Linked DNA regions of Mus musculus: region 1 is linked to region 2. Evidence: chromatin loops called from intact Hi-C (ENCODE). Cell type or tissue: heart. All regions are shown on one strand. Links, peaks and the distances in the headings refer to the core of each region. The heading gives the core; the rest is flanking DNA.

Region 1 (10,884 bases), core at 2,591-7,590, 60 kb before region 2:
TTTTCACACTGTTTGAGCTCTGGTGAGTCAGCCTGGACCTGGGTTACCAGTCAGGGTCTGTGTGGGGCCGTGTGTGCTGAGACCCAGGCTGTATGCTCTGAGCAGCCCTCTGAGCACCTTGTCGGAAGGCACATACACAGTGCCCATTTGTCCTGGTACAGCTGTTACTAACTTCAGTCACTGGCCAAAGTGGACCAGGATGCTCTGTGCTGCCGCTCCACAGTTTTCTTATAACTATCAGTTCTTCCAGGAAGATGCCCCAAGGCAATATAAACATCCCATTTCCTGCCATACTTTCTTTCCCCAGTTTCAGCATCCACTGACGATCCTTGCCGGGAAAGATTTTCATTGCTGTGCTTGAAAACTAGTTTTGTTTATTTTTTAAAAATAACTTTTAGTACTTTGAAGAAATCAAACTCAAAAACAGAAGATCAAATAATATCTACAAGTAAAACATACCCAGGGCTGGCAGGGCTCAGGAAGAGAGCATGCTTGCTGCGGAGCTTGAGCTCAGCTGGATCGGAGGAAACCTACCCTTGGAAGGAGAGAACTGGCTCCCAGACTTTGTTCTCTGACCTCCACAGACACACTATGGTACAATATACATGACCTCTACATATACATTTCTATGCCCACAAATATACATACACATGCAAAATAGGTAACTGAAAAGCAAAAGAAAATTAAAATGACACCCCAAAGTCATTCTCAAAGATAAAAAAGCAAAGCTGGCCCTGATGCCACATGCCTCAACCCAGTACGGGGGGGGGGGGGGGGGAGGCAGATGGATCTTTGTGAGTTTGAGGCCAGCCTGGTCTACATATCTACACATCGAGTTCTAGGACAGCAGGGGCTACATAAAAAAGACCCTGTTCAAACAAAACAAAGCATAAAGAGATGAAAAAGCAAAACCAGCCACCTGGTGTGGGGGTGACAGTAGTTGTGACTTCATCTGAGAGCCAGGGAGATCCCAGAGGTGGGAAGGGCGACGTCCGTACACACCATGGCCATGTTAGCTATGATTTACATGCTAAAAGAATCTAATTTTAGAAGAAGCTAAAAAGTCATCCATGAGTGGTCCCAGCAGGAGTCAAATCCACAGAACACAAGGCCTTCTGGGGTCTAGTGTGTGTTTTCTCTCAAGACAGAGACCAGGGTGATGACCCTTAGCCTTAGGCTTGGTCCATGCCCATCTGTTTAAACATACCACCGGCCACAGACAACCCGTGCTGCTGACTGGTACCTCTGATATCCTGCAGCTTCATTAGTGAACCTCACTGGGAGCACAATCGTTAAGCCAGCTTACAATACAGTAGTAAGTAGGCCAAATCCCCAAAGCTCATCTGGCACGCTCACTTAGAAACAAAAGAAACAGGGCTGGAGCAATGGCGCAGTAGTAAAGAGCTCCAGCGCTCCTCAGAGGACCTGTGTTCCATTCCTATCATCCGCATCAGACAGCTCATAACTGACTGCTTACAATTCTGGGTTCAAGGGGCCTGCTACCCTCTTCTGGCCTCTGTGGGTACCTGCCAGTATATGTACATAACCCCTGACACCGCCCCCCCCCCTCTCTCACACACTCACACACACACACACACACACACACACACACACACACACACACACACACACGGTGGCATGGGAGGGAAAGATCATGTCCAGGTGAGCTCCGAGTACTAATAACTCATAAAGTAGCTGCAGCAGCAGAAGTCTGAGACCCAAGGACTGGGACTGCTGCTTGCTGGGCAGCTAAGTTTGGCTGCTTTAAATACCTTTCACTCCAAGGCATTTCTCTATCCACAAAAGAACATGTACACACACACACATTATACATGCCTATTTTCAGAACCTATCCTTTGGCTCACATTTCTTGACTACATAAACATTTCCAAAGAAGTCAGTCCAAGGATCTTGGAATCCAGTCTGATAGCAGCTCACTCTTTCTCCCTGAGTCTCCAAATCAGAAACCTAAAATCACTCAATCAACAACGCAGCTGACAGAGATGCTAATGATTTCAAGGACACCGGTGACTTTCAAGCTGCTAAGACAAGATGACAAAGGGAAGGCAATTATGGGACCCAAGTTCAGCGCTGTCTCCATGTGAATAAACACACATCTTAGAATCAGAAAGAGGAGTTGTTAGGTGTCCAGGCTAGAACACAGGAGATGAAGGTCTAACAGAGAGGCCTCAGGTCCCCTGGTTAGTGTGCACCATGGCCAGCAGGAGGGCCAACATGGCCAGCAGGAGGGCCACCATGCTCTCCCGAGTTAGTGCTTTTCCCAAATCACACATAGCCAAGACTCTCTCCACTCTCCATCTCGGTCTCATGGTGTGCTTTCAACACGTGACCTCCCACCTTTCTATCTTTCTTTTTTCTTGGCTTTATGGAAACGAAAATAAGAACAGATCCTTGGAAAATAAGAATATACTATTTTCTATACTAAATATAGAAACTCCAAAGCGCTTTGAGCATCAATGTCCAAACAGTCATGATGAACGTGGAAAATTATAGCTGCCTCGAGTTCCCTAATACTGCTGCAGCAATATGCTTTGCTCCCAGGAGCATGCTCTATGTCTTCTTTTAAACAAATATTTATTGGCTAGGGATGCTAGCGAGGGCAGTGGCAGGGAGGCCCCAGCTCACAAGCTGAAAGACTTGAAGATCGGAGTGTCATTCTCTAAGAAAAATTAAGCAGACCCCAGCGTTGTAAAACTCTTACATCTATCAAACTAAGCATAAGCCGGGTCTGAGAACAGCCGATGGTTCCGGAAAGACAACAACTCATTTTTATGCCCCGGGAAACATTAAGAAACAAAACAGGACAGGCCACACCACCCCAAAAAGAAACCATCACGCCAGGCCTTGGCGTACAGCATGCTCGGCAGAACAGGGCTGTGGGATTCTGTTCATGTGGGCTGACCTGACAACATGGAGGGGTGGGTGGGGCTTGGCCTACCAGTGAGGGCTAACCCTGAGCCAGATGCAGGAAAACAGAAGGATGCAGGCAACCGCGCTAACATGGCCTCCCAGGCCCGGATCACTCACGGGTGAGGAAATTGTGGTCCCGGAGGAACTTACCGGTAAAAGGCAGCTTTTGGTCCTACCCCGCGGGCTGTGATGGAGGCCTACTCATGGGAGCCCTGGACTCAAGAACCTGAAGAGCAGCCACAGGAAGCCGTGGCACGGGAAGGAACCTCCGAGGCAGCCTCAGAAGATGGGGCACAAGAAGCTGGAGCAGGAGACCACGGTGGTGGGGGGCCAGGTCAGCAGGGACAGTCGAGAGGAGGGACCTTCTCGGGGGCCCAACCGAGCCTGCCAGGCCTAGCGCACTCACCGTTAGGGCAGGCTGTGACCTCTCACGTGCTCCTCCCCACCCCGTCACGTGGCAACCCCCTACGCGCCCTCGGGTCGCGTGGCAACCCCTCCACGTGCGCGCGCCCGGATCACCCCGCGCCACTCAGCTTCTGAATTTCAGCCAGCCTTGGGTTTTCCAGATGCGGATGCGGAGGGCTTGCTTGTGGCCCAAGATCAAAGGGAAGGCAAGGAGATTTGAACTCGGGATGCGCAGTTTAACGTTCAGCGGTCTAACGACGGGACTTTTCCAAAGTCGAGGCGCCGCAGTTAGTGGTGCATAGCTCTACGCCTTTCGCTGTTGAATGTTGGCCACGAGCTGCTTTGAGAACCTGTTCTGGGCGTTCTTCTGTGTGAGTATGCAAGCGTGAAGGAGAGGCAGCTTAAGGGATGTCAACCCTGCGGATTGACAGCCAACACTGGTTGAGCCCTGGCCCAATAACTAACATTGAGAGAGGCCACTTATATGCGTCATTTTGATTTAGCCTCAGCCAGACCTGTCTTCCATGAAAATCTGTGCCCTACACACTTGAGGAACCAGTACTTAATTAGGCATTACTTGTAGCTAATTAATGATCTGTTGGCCCTGTTCTCCAGGCAAGAGGGCAGTAGAGCTGAATTTTGCCAGCCCGACTCTGGAATTTTAGCAAATTCTGTCTCTGGAGGGAGCCCTTCTTTGGTGACCAGGATGGTATGGGCAGGATCACAGCTGTCCTAGTATGCTGGAGGAGTCTTCCTCTTTTCTTTTAATGGTCTAGTCAATTCATCCGACTTCCAGTTGCAACAAGCATTTTTACTTTTAATTTCATTAATTGTTTTTGAGACAGGTAGTCACTGTGTACCACAGGCTGACCTCAAACTCCAATTAAAATATCTGATTCTCCTGCCTCAGCCTTATGAAGAGCTGGGTTTACTCAAGGAATCAGCCCGGTCCTCTCTGAACTCCTTACTGTTCTTTGGAAAGCGCAGGCCATCTTAAATGTTTGGGCGGGTTTCTATTAAAGAGCACCATTTGAAAGTTTAATAGAAAGGCACGGAGCCAAGCCCAACCAAATGAGAACACAAAGGATAACTCAGTGGATAAACTGTTTCCAGAAACGGAACCGCGCGTTAGCTGTCTGCAGCCCGCTAGAGGGTGCTGGTAACCTGACCAGTTTCCAGATAAGAAACAGGCTCTAGGGCCACCTGCTGGGCCCAGAGCTACTGTATAGGCTTCTGAGAGCCCAGCTTGACCCTGGGGCTGTTTCTACTGGCCCGTCTTTCCCCGTAAGGGATTCCATTCTGTTTAGGGACTCCCCGTGTTTTGTGTCTTTAGGACATTTGAATTCATCCAAGGGATTCTGGAAAGAGTGGAAACGGTAGTTTGTTAAGCCGGACTGCTTCATACCCTGGAGGCCTGCTGACTCTTTCTCCTCTTAGAATCTGCTTCCTTGGATTTTATTCCAGGGTAACCACATGTATGTGTGAGACTACTAAGTTATGAGTCAAAATTAATCCCTTTCTTTTTCTCCTCCCTCTCTCTGCCCAGGCTGATCTGGAACTCACTACATAGTCTTGAACTCACTGCAAGTCTCCTTCCCCAGCCTCCTTATTTATTTATTAGTCTTCATATACCCCAGAAGAGGGCGTCAGCGCTCATTACAGGTAGTTGTGAGGGCACCATGTGGTTGCTGGGATTTGAACTCAGGACCTTTGGAAAAGCAGTCAGTGCTCTTACTCCCTGAACCATCTCTCCAGCCCCTTCCCCAGCCTCCTAAATGCTGGGTTATGCAGGTTAGCTACCACCCATGACTGTGATTTGTTCTGTTAACACAGTAAAACAGGTAGCTTTAGGCCTTAAAGTTTAGGCTGAAGCAGGGACTGCCCAAACTGGCTGAGTACTCCGCAATTGTCCTCCCAGAACCTCCCTGATCTGTTCCCTCTGCTCTCTGTGCTGGAGGGAGGGGAGGGGTGCTTCCCTCCACATTGGATATCAAAGGTTTTCTCAGGGTCTAGGCTGTCCCTCTGAATGCCAGTGGAGCTCAATGGTAGAAATGGGGGGGGCGGCGCACAAACTCCTCTCACTGCCCTGGCACAACCCTTACCAGTGACAATCCCAGGTGCCCAGTGGCTCTCACAGAAATTTCAGTGAGGCACCTGAAAAAGGGGTAGGGGCTGACTTGACTGCCCAGCTGTCACGCTTGACTCCATTCCATAAAATAATAGATGCTTTCAATAAGCATCTTAGTCTAACCCCCTGAGCCCAGTGGTAGCCAGGCTCCATGCTGGCAGTAATTTCACATGACCCATTTTGGATTTGTGGTGTCTGCATAAAAACATTTCACTCTGATGTGAAAGGGTTTTGGCTCCAAGCAGCTCTCCTCCTCACACCACCAGAGGCTCCTTAGGGTCAGGCCTAGCAGGCCCGAGGCACGTTTACTCCTCACCCCTATTATAATTTTTTTTAAAAGATTTATTTATTTATTCTATGTATATGAGTACAATGTAACTGAACAGATCGTTGTGAGCCTTCATGTGGTTGTTGGGAATTGAATTTTTAGGACCTCTGCTCACTCAGGTCAACCCCACTTGCTCTGGTTGGCTCTGCTTGCTTAGAGCCCAAAGATTTATTTATTTACTTTTGTTTTGTTTTTCGAGACAGAGTTTCTCTGTGTAGCCCTGGCTGTCCTGGAATTCACTCTGTAGACCAGGCTGGCCTCGAATTCAGAAATCCTCCTGTCTCTGCCTCCCAAGTGCTGGGATTAAAGGCGTGTGCCACCACTGTCCGGCGCTTTATTTATTATTATACATAAATACAATGTATCTGTCTTCACACACGCCAGAAGATAGCATCAGATCTCATTATGGGTGGTTGTGAGCCACCATGTGGTTGCTGGGATTTGAACTCAGGACCTTCAGAAGAGCAGTCAGTGCTCTTACCCACTGAGCCATCTCGCCAGCCCATCCCTGCTATAATTAAAAACTTGCCCAGCATGCATGTTCCAATGGTGTCCAGGGCCTCTGGGGCCACCAGAGGTCAGAGCTGTATCATAAGCAGCAGAACTAAACCTGAAGAGCTGCTTTTTGTTGTTGTTGTTAGATTTATTTATTATATGTATGTGAATACACTGTCATCTTCAGACACACCAGAAGTGAGCATTGGATCCCATTACAGATGGTTGTGAGCCACTGTGTGGTTTCTGGAAATTGAACTCAGGACCTCTAGAAGAGCACTCAGAGCTCTTAACCGCTGAGCTATTTCTCCAGCCCACTGAAGAGCCTTTTGACCCTACCATTTCAGCTTTGGTGATTCTGACCATACTAAGGACACAGATCCACAGACAGACAGACAGACAGACACACACACACACACACACACACACACACACACATACACACTATACCAAATAGATTTTAAGGCAGAAATATTTATTTGACTTAAGAACCAGCCTTGGCTTTGGTCCTGAAGACTCAATATAATTGCTTTAATATTCAGTAAGAATCAGAAAAACAAACAGTTCCCCTAAGTAAGAATATCACAATCTCTGAAGAGGTAACTGTCTTAGTTAGGGCTCTCCAGAGTCACTGAACTTATGGAATGTCTCTATATATTAAGGGAATTTGTTGTGTGACTTACAGGCTGCAGTCCAACTACCCCAACATTGGTCAGCTGTGAATGGGAAGTCCAAGAATCTAGTTGTTCAGCCCCACAAGGCTGGTTGTTTCAGCTGGTCTTCTGTAGAAGTAGACTCCAACAGATGTGCTGGCAAGTAAATGCCAAGCAGGTGAAGAAGAGAGAATCTTCTTTCTTCCAATGTTCTTATGTAGGTCTCCAGCAGAAGGCATGGCCCAGTTTAAAGGTGTGTACCACCATGCCTGGATCTGGGACTTGTTTTGTCCCAAGCTGATCTTGAACTTGGAGACCTCCTTGCCTCAGTCTCCTGGGATTAAAGGCATGTGGTACCTTGCCTAAATTTTCATAGCCATTGTGCCTCAAGATCTCCATGCCAAGATCCAGTCAGAAACTTGTATCTTCCAGCCTCAAGATCTGGATCACAGGTGAGCCCTCCAATTCTGGATTGTAGCTCATTCCAGATATAGTCAAGTTGACAACCAGGAATAGCCATTACAGTAACATAGTCACAGAGTTAAACACAAACTCAAAACAGTCAAAATAGGAAGTAAGAAGTGTTCGTTTCATCCCCACCTCCCCTCATGGACCAGCTCCCTCCAAGTCGACCCTTCAATTTCGTGTTCACAAAGGTAGCAAGCAGTTTTGTTTTGTTTTTGCATGTCTAGAATTTCCCCCTCCCCTTTTAAGTTTCATTTGTTCATTCACTCATTCATTCATTCCGTGTATAGTCTGTGGACACACGTGCACATGTGCCACAGCATGAGTGTGGAGCTCAGATGACAACTTGTGGGAGCCAGTTCTCTCCTTCCCTGGGGGTTCCAAGTATCAAACTCCTTCTGCTCTTGGCCATTTTTCTGGCCCCAGAATTCCTTTTTGTCAAAGGATGAAACTATGAGCACACTGAATAGAACACCATTAGGCTAACATTTACTGCTAGTGTATATTCACTGTGTTTTAGGCAATTACTCTGTCATCTGCAGAAAAATGTGGAGACATGGAAGACACTGTGTCAAGTGAGAGAAGAGACTCACAGAGCGACCAGCACAAGTTTCCTCTCTCATGTGGAAGCTGAACAAGGGCGTCTGGACTGTAGAATAGGTTTGATATGCTTGGCCCAGAAACTGGACATATTTAGAGGCGTAGCCTTGTTGGAGTAGGTGTGTCACTGTAGGTGTGGGCTTCAAGACCCTCATCCTATCTGTCTTGAAGTCAGTCTGTTTGCCTTTGGAACAAGATGTAGAACTATCAGCTCCTCCTACACCACGGCTGCCTGCACGTTGCCATGCTCCCACTTTGATGATAATGAACCTCTGAACCTGTAAGCCAGTCCCAATTAAGAGTTGTCTTGGTCATGGTGTCTGTTCATAGCAGTAAAACCCTAAAACAGATAGTAAATGCTAGAAGCTGGGAAGGCTGAGGAGGGGGCATAAAGGAAAGCTAGATTTGATTAGTGCCCACCATATACATGTGTGGAAATACCACAGGGCAGAAAACGCCATTCAAGGCCTCGCTGTGTAGCCCTAGCTCACTGGGAACTCACTACATAAACCAGGATGACCTTAAATTCACCCAAGATTTGCTGGCATCTGCCTCCTGGGTCTGGGGATTAAAGGACAATGCCACCACTCTTTAATACATCTTAATAAAAAATAAAATAATAAGAAAAAGAAGAACTAAGACACAGGGTTAGTGTAAGGTAGTTTGCCAGAGTGGCAGTTGACAGAAAGGGCAAAAGACCGAGACAATCTGAAAAGATGTGCTGCCCGAGGCCTTGGGACTCAGGTAGCTGAATGTCTGTAGCAGAAACAGCTCTGCACTGTTCTCTCAGCTAGAGGCAAACTGGGAAGACCCTACTAGTATGGAGATGAAATTGCTACACATTTCTAAGCAAACAACTCAGCATAAAGTGTCAAAATGTTTCATGCCCACACTCCTGTGATCCCAGCTACAGGATGCATTGCCACAGCCTAGGAGACAAAAATGGGAAATCTGGCCTGGTGAGGAGATTCATTCCTGTGTTCCCGGCACTCAGAAGTGAAAGAAGGGTTAAGAGTTCAAGGCCAGCCTGAGGTACAGGGTGAGAATGTCTGAAATGGTGGTTCTCAACCTTTCTGTGACCCTTTAATCCATTTCCTCATTTTGTGGTGACCCCCCACCCCCAGCATAAAATTATTTCGTCGCTACTTCATAACTGTGATTTTGCTGCTGTTATGAATCACAATATAAATTTCTGATATTCGAACTCCAAAAGGGTCCTGACTCACAGGTTGAAAACCACTGGTCTAAACCAGAAAGGGCTGGGATGCAGTTGAGTGGCAGAATCGCAGCCTAGCATGAGCGCGGTGTCCAGGATAGTCCTGTACCACAATGGCTCAACCACATGTCTCTATTGTGCTCCTGACTGAGCTCATGAAGAGTCTTAAAAAAAAAAATCCTCAAAAACAAAGCCTCAGAAATCTCTATATCCACCAGTCCACCAGGGGGATAGTTGGAGTCATTCCAACACATCTATAAAGAATATTATGCAGCAATTATAATATATGTGTTGACCTGGAGGAACGTCCACAAAATATTCTGTTCAATTAGAAAAGCAACTCCTCAGTCATTTATATTTTTATCTCACAAGCAAATCCATCTCGTGTATGTGCATTTCTTTGTGCTCAGGACACTTCTGTTGCCACCCTGGAGACTTCCAGGAGGGAGAGTTTCCAAGTCCCACAGTACACAAAGGGAACCCTCAACCCCTCCTTGCTTCAAATCATCTCCAGGCTCAAAATATTAATTGTGCTGAGGCTGAGAAAAATCTGGCTTAGTGTGGGTCGGGGACAGAAAGAATAAATGCCAAATTGCCAGCTTGTGTTGTTTGTGTTATATGATTTTTTTTTTACAATGTGCTTTTGATGCACATTGACTAAGAATGGCCTCCATGGTCTCATATATTTGAAGGCTTCGTCATTAGGGAGTGGCATTACTTGACAGAGATTAAGAACTATGGCCTTGTTGGCAGAAGTGTGTCTCTGCAGGTGGGCTTTGAGGGTTCAAAAGCCCAAGCCAGACCCAGCGTCTCTCACTTCCTTCTGCCTGTGGATCCTGAGGTAGAACTCTCAGCATCTCCTCCAGCACCATGTCTGCCTGGATGCTGCCCTGCTTCCCTCCATGATGATAACGGGCTAAACCTCTGAATTGTAAACCAGCCCCAATTAAATGTTTTCCTTCATAAGTGTTGCCGTGGTCACAGTGTCTCTTCACCCTAACAAAGACATCTAGTCTTGGTTTTCCTGAGTGTTCTCTAAAGGAGGAAAGATGGTGGAGCTGGCTGATGGGGCTGACTGGGGTTTTCCCTCTTAATGTGGACACAAATCAATAATGGGTTCATTGGAGGAAAGATGCCTTGAATTAGGAATTAATCCAGATGATTGTAGTGGAGACAAGGAAGTAAAAATGAAAACTATGCAAAGTGTAAGCCCATCTTCACAGTCAAGAAATTTGGTGCCTCATTATAGGCTATTTTTTTTTCTTGGTTGAGGGCAGCCATGAAGACCAGGTTAGTTCCTCTGAAGGAATGTTCCACCAGACCCTTTTGAAAATAACCTACAAGGGGTAGGTGACAACACCCAGGAATTTAGTCCTTTGTAGTTTTCCTCAACTTGACCTTTTGTAGTCACAAGCTCTATAAACTATATTTTTGGTCCAAGCGGCAGGATTTACTAAAAGTCATTTGATATTATTATGTCAGGCCTCTGCAAGGTACTTAAGATTTCATCACTGGGACGCAATTAGGGAAGCATAGATACTGTATGCAGCCATAGTGTTTCAGGAATGTTCCACAACGAGAATAAATCGAAGAAGCCAGTGTTTGGAAATCTAGTGAACGCTCTGCCGTGAGTTGTCAGGCTTTACCTGTGTGCAACACTGAG
Region 2 (10,884 bases), core at 3,222-8,221:
AGTGTACCTGGGAGGTCTCAGGAGCCTGTTCTTTCTTTATATCCTGTGGATGCTGGACCTTGAACTTAGGTTGTCAGGCTTGGCGGCAGGCACCTTTATCCACCGAACCATTCCATTGGCCTCCCCTTGATGTTGATTTTGAGGTGGGTTTTTCGATAGCCTGGAACTCAGCAAGTAGGCTCAGCTGATTGTCTGGCAAGCCCCGGGGATGCCCCGTCTCTGTCTCTCTAGAACAGCAGGCTTTCAGATGTTCACCACCATGCCTGCCATTTCTTTCATGGGTCCTCGTTTTTATGTGCCGAGCAAATTCCCTGGCTTAGCTTATCTCCCCATGCATAAGCACTCTTTATACCAGCCTCTGAAAGACTAGGCAATGCAGCCCTCAGGGGTGACACGAAGTCAGTCACACTCGGTCTCTGTCTGCTGATCCCTTTAATGAGTTGCCACATTCAAAGTCAACTGATTGCCAGGCATATTAAGTTGAACCTTTATCTTAAGCCAACTTGGAAAATGAATGGATCCCTTTCTTTTCTAAGGATGACAAGAACTGGGCTGGAGAAATAGCTCAGCGGTTAAGAGCACTGACTGCTCTTCTGAAGGTTCTGAGTTCAATTCCCAGCAACCACATGGTGGCTCACAACCATCTGTAATGAGATCTGTTGTCCTCTTCTGGTGTGTCTGAAGACAGTTACAGCGTACTCACATATAAATAAATAAATCTTAAAAAAAAATGATGAGAACGTTGGGGAATCTCTTACCACACACTTAATATCCTTCATTCCATAGCAACTAGTCTTGTTTCCTTTGTGAACCTGCCCAAAGATTCAGGAAGCTTACCCACCAACCCCTGCCACCATTTCCTATCAAGGTTTCAGGTATATCTCCCTGTCGCTGGAACCACAGCTTGGCTTGAGGTTGTCTGGGGGTGTGGAAGTCACTTTCTGACCCTGCCCATTTGTTCTTGTTAGTTTTCCTTTCCAATTCACACAGACCATGAAGATCAGGCTGAGCTCCTGCCCATGGCTTCTAGATTGTTCCATGGAACAGCTCAGATCACATATAACAATGTCTCTGGGGTCTTCCCATGCCTGCCAAAGACAGCTCTTGGCCTCCCATTTCCCTGGACCAAATGCCCCCAGGGATTTTGCCAGCCCTCTTACTCACGTGGGTCACGGATAGCCAGAGGCAGAGCCGGAATGCAAAGGTTTCTCATTTCCAAACCTGCCTCTTTCTCCTAAGGGCGTTATGTCGTTTGGAGATTGCCAGTAGATATCTCGGTGTGGTTCATTTTCTCATTTTGTTTAGGTCTTTGTGGATTGCACAAACATTCTGCAACCTGTAGGGCAAGTCATAGCATCTATATTTTATACAAATGGAGACTGAAACCAGAGCTCAGAGAGGCTCAAGCCCAGGCTAGATGCCCTGTGTCCCCACAGGCAGCAGCACTATCTGTGAGCCATGCACACTCTCAAGTCTGCTTAGACCTATAGAGTCAGAGACTCTCAAGCGGAGCCCAGCAATGGTGTTCAACAAGCCCTCCGTATGAGAGTCATTGTCTCAGCCATGAGCGGGTGAATGCTCTGGCTTATAAATAAAACCAAAATACTTATGTGCTTTAGGATACCCAAAAACTCCTCCAAACCCCCCTTTCCTCTTTCCTTGAACTCTAGAAAAAGCAGCTTAAGGGATAGGGCAAAAGTGTTTGCCACACAATATAAGGACCCAGGCTAGAATCTCCGTAACTCACAGAAAGCTGTATGTGGGAGTATGTGCGTGTGCGTGTGTGAGCCAGTGCTGCAGGGGTGAGATGGAAGGTGAGGGCAGGAGGGTCCCTGGAAGCTTCAGGGCCAGCTCACCTGGTACACAGTGGCTGACAACAGAGAGACCCCCGTCTCAAACAATACAAAAGGTGAAAACTGTCCTCTGGCTTCCACACATGTGCTGTGACATGCACACACCCAAGGGTGCACATGTGACCCACCCATGAACACACATGACACACATGCACACACACTTGCATACATGCACGTTCGTGCATGTGTGCACACACACATACAACACACAAGCTTCTCTATTATAAAAACAGAATTGGCCAATGAGCATAGTAAAACTGTTACTGTTATCTTTCTATCCCTATAATAAAATACCTGGCATGATCAGCTTAGAAGATGCTGACTGACACCTTTAGAAATTCTAACCTATGGCTGCCCATGTTTCCATGTCTGGGGCCTGTGGAGAGGTAGAGCAACATGGTAGGAGTGTGTGAGAGATCAAATCTGACTCTCCATGTCCAAGGAGAGAAAGGAGAGGGAGAGGGAGAGGAAAGGGAGAGAGGCAGAGGGAGAGAGGAAGAAGGAGGAGGAGGAAGACGAGGAGGAAGAAGATGAGGAGGAGGAAGGCAAGGAGGAGGAGGAGGAAGACAAGGAGGAGGAAGGCAAGGAGGAGGAGGAGGAGGAGAAGGAGGAGGAAGACAAGAAGGAGGAGGAGGAGAAAGATGAGGAGGAGGAGAAAGATGAGGAGGAGGAGGAAGAAGATGAGGAGGAGGAGGAGGAAGAAGAGGAGGAGGAGGAAGAAGAGGAGGAGGAGGAAGACAAGGAGGAGGAAGGCAAGGAGGAGGAGGAGGAGAAGGAGGAGGAAGACAAGAAGGAGGAGGAGGAGGAAGATGAGGAGGAGGAGGAAAAAGAGGAGGAGGAGGAGGAAAAGGAGGAGGAGGAAGAAGATGAGGAGGAGGAGGAAGAAGATGAGGAGGAGGAAGACAAGGAGGAGGAGGAGAAGGAGGAGGAGGAGGAAGATGAGGAGGAGGAAGACAAGGAGGAGGAGGAGGAAGATGAGGAGGAGGAGGAAGAAGAGGAGGAGGAGGAGGAAAAGGAAGAGGAGGAAGAAGAGGAGGAGGAGGAGGAAGACAAGGAGGAGGAGGAGAAGGAGGAGGAGGAGGAAGATGAGGAGGAGGAAGACAAGGAGGAGGAGGAGGAAGATGAGGAGGAGGAGGAAGAAGAGGAGCAGGAGGAGGAAGAAGATGAGGAGGAGGAAGACAAGGAGGAGGAGGAGGAGGAAGATGAGGAGGAGGAAGACAAGGAGGAGGAAGATGAGGAGGAGGAGGAGGAGGAGGAGGTGGTAGAATTCCAGAATCCTCTAGGGCATAGCCTTAAAACCTTCCATAGGCCCCACCCCCTATAGGTTCTGGTACCTTGTCAGAGAGCCCCCTGACCGAGCCTTTAGTATGTGGACCTTTGGGTGGCATTCAATCTCGCCTTCTCTTTTGTCTTCTGTAGCTCATAGTGCTGAGAATAAAGAGCCATCTCTATTCAACAGGGACGTGAGCCCTCAATTGACCGCTGAAGACAACGAAACGCTCCAAAAAAGCACCCGAGGTACCATCCTTAAAATATGCTCTAAGTCTCAAGTATGGAGGGTTCCAGAACATGTCTTTTTTATTTCATGGTATTTTAGCCGAATAGAGTCAGTGTACCTTTAAATCGCCTGCAGAAATGTGCAGACAGCTCGTGTGGGTCACATTCCTGTAGGCTGCGGCAGGAGGACCATGAGTTTAAGGCCAGCCTGGGCTACATAGTGACACTGTCTAAAAAGCAAAACAGAAAACAGACAAGTCATAGGGCCTACACATAATGAATTAAATATATTTCAAAAAGTTGATCATTTTTTTCTAAAGGATTTTCATGTTTTTTTTGTTTTGTTTTGTTTTGTTTTGTTTTGTTTTTCTAGAAAGCCAGGGTCATTTAGAATGTGGGATCCTTGTCTGAGGCGCTGCCCCTGCTGGGTCCTGAGGCTGTCCTAGGTTAATCTAATCTCCTAGGGGTCTGGCTTCTTCCTTCTTGTTGGGTTGACTGAGCCTGCACTTGTTGATAGTGGGGAGAGGCTGAGCCCATGCTGGTACCGTGCCCACTATACCTGTCCATACAGCCGCTCCGTCTACCCTGTTATTCCTTCCTCACTTTCAGGAATTAACCACCAAGCCTGGCAACTGTAGTCCAATCCTCCAGACCCTCCTGGCAGGACAAGAGAACGGACTCCCACAAATTGGCTACACTCGTGCATAGCGAGTGTAGGCGCACTTACATACACACACAGACACACAAAATAAAGAAAATGTAATGTTAAACTTGCTAGTGCTGAATTTTTGCAGCATAGCCCTCAGAGATACTCCTCATGGACCTGGGAGGAAGGTTTGGGCTCCGGTTTTACCCCCTAACCCAAGACAGCCCTTGGGCAGCACTCTCTGCCTGTGTTGCCCAATCTCTTCAGCATTCGTCACTCGGACGCTCCTTCCTCTCAACGTATCTTTTCTCCCAAGTCTTCAAACCCTCCCCTTCCTCTGACCAGATTATAAATGGAATCAGAGACGCCCCACTCCCCAAGTCTACAAATGTCAGCTGGCATTCCAAAGCCAGCCTTGTGATCTCTCAAAGTCCCCAGAGGGTTGTCAGAAGTCAAGGCCATCTCTGGCACCATCTACACAGGATGACAGTCAGGAATCTTTCAAATCACAATCTTGGTCAGTTTTTCATCACTGTGGCAAATATGTGAGAGGAGCAAATTCAAGAGCTTATCTTGGCTCTGGATTTCAGAGGTGCCAGTCTATGGTCAGCTGTCCCCTTGATCTGAGGCTCTGATAAGGCAGAAAGCATGGTGGAGAACAGCCACTGACTACATGCTGGCCGGAAGTAGAGGAAAATGCCTCCCCTCATTGGCTGGCTCCCTCCTTTCCTATTTTTATTCTGTGTGGGTTCTTAGCCTTTTGGAGAGTGCCACCCAAATTCAAGATGAATCTCTGCCTTCTGTCACTGTCTCACATGTCAGCCATGGGAACACTCTCACATACACACACACACACACACACACACACGAGCACTCATTCTAATCTCCTGTGTGTGTCTCCGTTGTATCAAGATCACAGTCAAGATGACCAATCATGCTTACACACACAAGGCAGACTGAATCTGCAGTAGAATTTCTAAAAGCTTGTGGGGCAGGAAGAAGGGGGCAATAGAGAGTTATTTTGGCCACTGCCAGGTGAGTAGCTGTAATTCAAATACTCTGCCCTTTGCTGTCCAGTTTCCGGTGCCGGAGATTTAATCCGGTGTCTCCAGCCTGTTAAACAATTGGGTTACCACTGAACTACACTGTCCGTGATTCTCCAAGCCTTTGAAGTCGGACGTTCCTGCCTCCTCTCCACCTCCTCCTCCTCGCTCTGCCTCCCCACGGACCTCACCTCCTGTCTTCTTACTTCCTGCACCCTATGGTTTGTTCATTCTTCTTCATGAACGTGCTGCTGCTTGTCAGCCCACACCCTCTGAATCTCAGCTTGTCACTGGCGGCAAGGCCTGTCCCTTCCCCCGCTGGACTTTTGAAGCCAGTGGCTGAGGTGCTAGTATGTATACTTCTGCTCTGAGCAAGGCCGCCCACCGGATTGTCCTGGTTGCTAGTCACCTGTCAGGGATGGATTCAGGCCTCCTCTAGCTTCTGCTCTTGTGTCTTCCTACCTAGGTGCCTCCAGGGAGAGTCTGCCGTGCGGACAGCTGCTGAGCTTCCTGCAGAAGAATATCATCTCTGCTACCGTTGCCATGGCAGCAGTCCTCCTGGTGACGGTGCTGGTGGTGTTCACACTGGTCACATATAAAAGGCGGAGACAGACAAAGTGAGTGGCTCTTGGCATCTGTCTGCTAAGAATTCGAGAAGTTGGGTGGTGGAGAGATGGCTCAGGTTCCGTTCTGCACAGGTGGGTCATAACCACTTTCCGTTCCAGTTTTAGGAGAATCCAGTGCCCTCTTCTGGCCTCCCAGGGCACTGCATGCATTCGGTACATGCTGGCGAAACACCCATACATGCAAGTTAATGTAAGTGGGTTTTGCCAGGCAGTGGTGGCGCACGCCTTTAATCCCAGCACTTGGGAGGCAGATTCAGGTGGGTTTCAGAGTTTGAGGACAGCCTGGTCTACAGAGTGAGTTTCAGGACAGCCAGGGCTACACAGAGAAACCCTGTCTCAAACTCCCCACCCCCCCAAAAGTGGGTTTTGTTGTTGTTTTTAAGCAAACAAATGACTCAAGGAGTTTGAAGCACAGTTGCTTTTTACAGATCACAGATGTTGGGAAGACAGGAATGTCTTCCTGTTATGTCTTGGCATCTCCTAGCATGGTCAATAAAAGTTCCCAGGTGATGGGTTTCAGCCACTATCTGACAATTCTGAGGCACTCTGAAACTCTGGAGTCCCTGACTTACTTCTCAAGGCCACACAGATTAGCCAGGTTTCCTCATACCAAGAGGAAACTGGAGGGGAGATGGCAGAGCTTCTGGTTAGAAGACTGGAAACTAATCTATTCCCCTCCCCCTCCCCCTGAAACAGAGTTTCTCTGTGTAGCTCTGGCCGTCCCAGAACTCACTTTGTAGACCAGGCTGGCCTTCAACTCAGAGATCTACCTGCTTCTGCCTCTGGGATGCTGGGTCTAAAGGTGTGCGACATCACACCTGGCTACAGACTCTAGATGCAAAAAAGGCAAAGCACGGCTATGAGAAGGTGCAGAGTGGGGGGGGGTGGATGTGGGGAGAGAGCGAGGCTGAATCCAGTCAGTGTATGCTGGTTTGCCTGTGCTGACTAGACTTCCTCTAGTAGACTGTCTCTGTCTTCCTAGACACTCTCACGATCCTGTCAACAATGGGTTAATGCCTGGCACAGCAGGAACCTCAAGGGGGCAAAGACAGGGTTTAGGCACAGACAGGGACCTTAGGCAGACAGCAGAAGCAAATAACTTGAAAGAACAGCATATGCGCCCCTCTGCATCCTCTGAGACACACATTCCTGATGGCAGCCAGCTACAGGCCACCTCCTGTGGTGACACTCATCTTGTCACCCTTTGTTTTGGGTCTGAGGCTGTGGTAGTTAACTTTCTCCTTGAGAGCTTATCACTCCCTTCTCTAAGTGCCAAGGCCTCTGGCACGTAGTCCACCCAAGCAGACTAGCCAACAGCTACCTCACGTCCAGCTTACTCTTCTGAGACAGGGTTGGGGAACCTGGATTTGAGGGGTCTGAAATTAAGCTTGGCTCACCTTACAGACCTGACCAGGGCCCATCCTTGGATCAGTTATTTTCTCTTGGAAAAAAACTGGTTAGGATGAGCGGGGGTGGGGTTGGGGGTGGGTGTGTGTGTTGGGGTGGGGGGGGGTGGGGAGAAAAGCAAGCAATGGAGGCGTTTCCTAGAGGCACCTTGTGACCCTGGGTCAGAGGGCCTGTCATTCAGGACAGACCTTCCCTGAGGTAATAGAATTCAGATCCATCAGAAACCGCAGTGGCCCTCCTGTGTGTTTAGTGAGCCGTGTGGTGGTTTGTTTTCTTCATGTTAGGTATCCTCCAGCGAACATGACATACAATATTTTTATAATGAATGGGAAGTCTTTGTGGCAAAATTCCCAAGATAAGGACCTCAAAAAATTCATGGGAAAGCCGAAGCACCTGAAGTACAATTCCTTCGTCTGAGCCGGTGGAGGGGCCAGCAAACGGCCACCCAGCCACTGCCAGAGAGTTCTTTTGCGCTACCCGGATAGAAGTCCAAGGTAGGCAAGAAACTCTTCTAAAGCTGGTCTCTGGAAATGTGGGCTTCACATCAGTGCGGGTGGGTGGAAGCAGTGGCGGGTGGCGCCCCCTAGCGATAAGTCTCGTGTACGCCTCTCGTGTGGGCATGCATTTGACAGCTTCATCCCTACTTCCACTTTGCTGCTTCTTTCTGCTCAGCCACTGGAAACTGTTCCTTCCGTTGTCAGTCCTATCACCAGGATAACTTGGGGAGGGGATACTTGCCTCCGTTAGGGCAGCATTTGAGAAGTGGAGCTGCAGTTTCTGAATGGGTCCTGGGGGTGGCTGCGATCATTAAGGGGTGGGTATCCTTTCTCACTAGGAGCAGAATCCTAGTGGGCTCGTGGGATTCCCAGCCTGGATTCTTAGCGGGTCCTGGGCAGTAGCGCCATGCTTGCAGAGCTACATTAGCTCAGGCCTGTGGGCGCTGCTGGAGAATGGGCTGGAGGTCTAGGTGGGCAGCTACTTTGCCTGTTGCATGGCATACCAAAGCCACCACTATGTCACTTCTTAAGTGGATCAGTGGTGGGTCCAGCACCAGCCACTGGGACTGCTTTGAGAATGCTTGGGCGTCTTCAACTGCTGACCAGTCGTTACAGGAACTTTGAGCTGGGGCCCTGATCTTGGGACTGCGGACTTCACACTGGGCAGTTTGGAAGCCCACTCTTGGCAGTACTGGGTTTGAGGACAACACTGGGCTGGGCTGTGTTTGGGTAGAACGTGACCCTGAGTGATGTTGCGTTCACCTACCTGCCAGGATCTTTTTTGATCAAGCCTTGGCCTCAGGCATTCGCTGGCTCAGCTGTCACACACAGGCTGCCTTCTGCTGCATGGCTTCATTTTAGCTCAGACTACACTAAAGTCAGTGAAGCAAGACCATGCAGAAGACCTTATTGGATCTGACACTGTAACAGTAGGAATCCTGCGTAGCACAGGAGACTGCCCCACAGCCAGCTCCGAGAGAGCAAAGCAGCCTGCTTAAATAATCCTGAAGGGCTGTTTGGGACCAATCACAGCAATTTGTTGGGGTCAATCGTTCCCCCAGGCTTATGTTTTGGACCAATCACAGGCTTGCCCTGGGGCCATAGTAGTCACTCCACCAGGGGTAGTTAGCCAAAGTGGAACTAATTCACTATGTGACTGCAGAAAGTTTGGCACAAACTGTTTCACTAGGACCTCAGCACGCCTGTGAACTGTGTAGTTGTCTCAAGGCATCAGCAGGGCATTTAAGATGGCCAGTGCTGGCATATATGACGCTGTTAAGATCCACAGTCCTTTTGCTCACAAGCAGCTTGGGCGACAAGAGAAGGTGCCAACGATGCTAATTAGGGGGGTCAAATTGACCCATCCCAGAGTCTGTTCATTTACAGGTGATGAACATCAGAAGTATTGCTTGTTATAGATATGTGCAGAACTCAGCGTTAACAATGACAACGACTTTAGCAGACTTGAACCGTGCTTTCCACCTGCCCTGTGCCCAGAGAGGGGTGGGCAAGGAAAGTCTCGTCATGGAGAGGCATTTGAGGTAGAGCTGTGAGGTGTGTTCTACAACCATGCTTCCCTTCACCCACTTGTCTTGACTGGACCACTGGATGCTTGTGCTAATGGAGTATGAAGGAACAGGGCAGGGTACTTGGCTTGCGTTTGAGCACACTTCCCAGTGGACGGTGCTGTTTTGGAAGATTGTAGTGCCTTTAAGAGGCCACACCATAGAGGAGGGTGGGGACCAAAGAGGGCAAGCTTCAAGGTTTTATTTATGTATTTATTTTTAAAGATTTGTTTGTGCTTTTATGTGTGTGGAGAGGTATGCACAAAGTCACATGACTTTGGCTATCCTATGAGGTTAGAGGTAATGGAGCTGGGGCTTCAGGTAGCTGCCAGCTAGCTGGCATGGGTACCAAACTTGGAGCCTCTCTGCAAGAGGCAGGAAGCCCTCTTAAACTCAGTCTGCTTTCTCTTCTTGTGTCTCTGTGACCAATAATAACTCAAGAGAACAACTTGAAGGTGGGAAATATTACTTATTCATAGGGTCAGTCACTGGTTGGTCGGTCCCGTGTGTCTAAACAGTGGTTCCTGTGGGGGAGGTGAGCTATTCACATCATGGCTGACATGGAAACAAAGAGGAAGAGGGTGCAGAGCCTCAGCTGGCAGTCTCTCTCCTTTCCTTTGTATTTTCTTCAGCTCCCTGCCCACTGGAAGGCTTCACCTGCCTTGAGGGTGTGTCTTTCCTCCTCAATTAATTTTCTCTGGAAACACCTGCCCAGACACATTCAAAAGTACACTACGGCAGTCTTATGGGGGAATCTAAATCCAGTCAAGGCAGTGGTTCCCAGTCTTTCTAATGCTGCGACCCTTTAATAGATTTCCTCCTGTTGTGGTGACCCTCAAGCATACAATTATTTTGTTGTTACTTCATAACTGTAACGTTGCTATAGTTATGAATCGTTAATGCAAACCCCTGATATGCAGGACATCTGATACACGGCGTCTGTGGGGGTCGAGACCCACAGGTTGAGAACCATAGAGCCAAACTGCCTGTCTTAATTTCTTTTCTTGCTGGGGTAAAGCACATGACTAGGCAACTTAAAAAACATAGAGTTTATTCTGGCTTACAGTTCCAGGGGGAGAGTCCCTGATGGTGGGGTAGCCTAGAACCAGACAGAAAGTATGGCAAAGCCACCATGACCACGGTAATATTTAAGGAAGAGAGGGTATTTTGGGGTGGGAGCAGGGGTTACAGTTCCAGGGACCTGAGAGTTTCAGAGGGCAAAGTTTGTCATGGAGAATTATTAGCAGCAGGAACAGAAAGCTCAGAGCTCGAATTTGTAAGTACAGAGCAGAGAGAATAACCTGGAAATGGCCCAAGTCTTTAGACTCTCAAAGCTCAGCTCTGATGACATAGTTCTCTCACAACACTATAGCTCCCCAAAGAGTACCACCCATGGGGGACCAAATGTTCAGGAACATGAGCCTGCAGAGGACATTTTTATTTAAACCCACACTGGCAATGAAGACTAACCATCATACTAGCCATAAATCTTGTTAATAACCATATTCTCCCTCCTCTGTCCCAAGTCTCTCATCTATTTGATATTCAAGGGCTGCTGGCCACAAAGTAATGTGGAGTGGGGACTTCTCAATGTGGGGCAATGGGCAATTTCTGGAGATATTTCTGGCTATGTGTGTATATACATGTGTGTGTATGTATGTGTATGCATGTGTATGTGTTATATGTGTGTTTATATATGTATGTGTGTTTATGTGTGCATGTATGTGTGTCTATATGTGTATGCATGTGT

What was found. Hi-C counts contacts between places; a loop is a spot of excess contacts. Peaks named below come from ENCODE experiments on the same cell type or tissue, not always from the same donor. Only the 100,000 strongest peaks of a DNase experiment are listed, where the experiment ranks them.
Region 1: it touches region 2 in a loop (5-fold over the local background); 6 of 42 quality-filtered maps call a loop at or near these places.

What each region holds. Positions count from the first base shown.
Region 1 is chr1:36,679,787-36,690,670 of GRCm38, forward strand. Fam178b (family with sequence similarity 178, member B) reads right to left here and starts at 3,361. Exons shown (of 16, transcript NM_001372417.1): 1 at 3,082-3,361. In heart, for the core only: a CTCF peak has its summit at 4,512; a DNase peak (open chromatin) is centred at 4,485.
Region 2 is chr1:36,739,006-36,749,889 of GRCm38, forward strand. 4933424G06Rik (RIKEN cDNA 4933424G06 gene) reads left to right here. Exons shown (of 9, transcript NM_001374322.1): 6 at 3,273-3,371; 7 at 5,506-5,656; 8 at 7,357-7,566. The coding sequence ends at 7,489. Gm33533 (a long non-coding RNA gene) reads right to left here and starts at 5,787. Exons shown (of 7, transcript XR_865346.3): 1 at 5,449-5,787; 2 at 8-1,336. In heart, for the core only: CTCF peaks have their summits at 5,794 (motif pointing left) and 7,650 (motif pointing left); no DNase peak of the experiment used is centred there; H3K4me3 peaks cover 467 bases; H3K27me3 peaks cover 1,494 bases.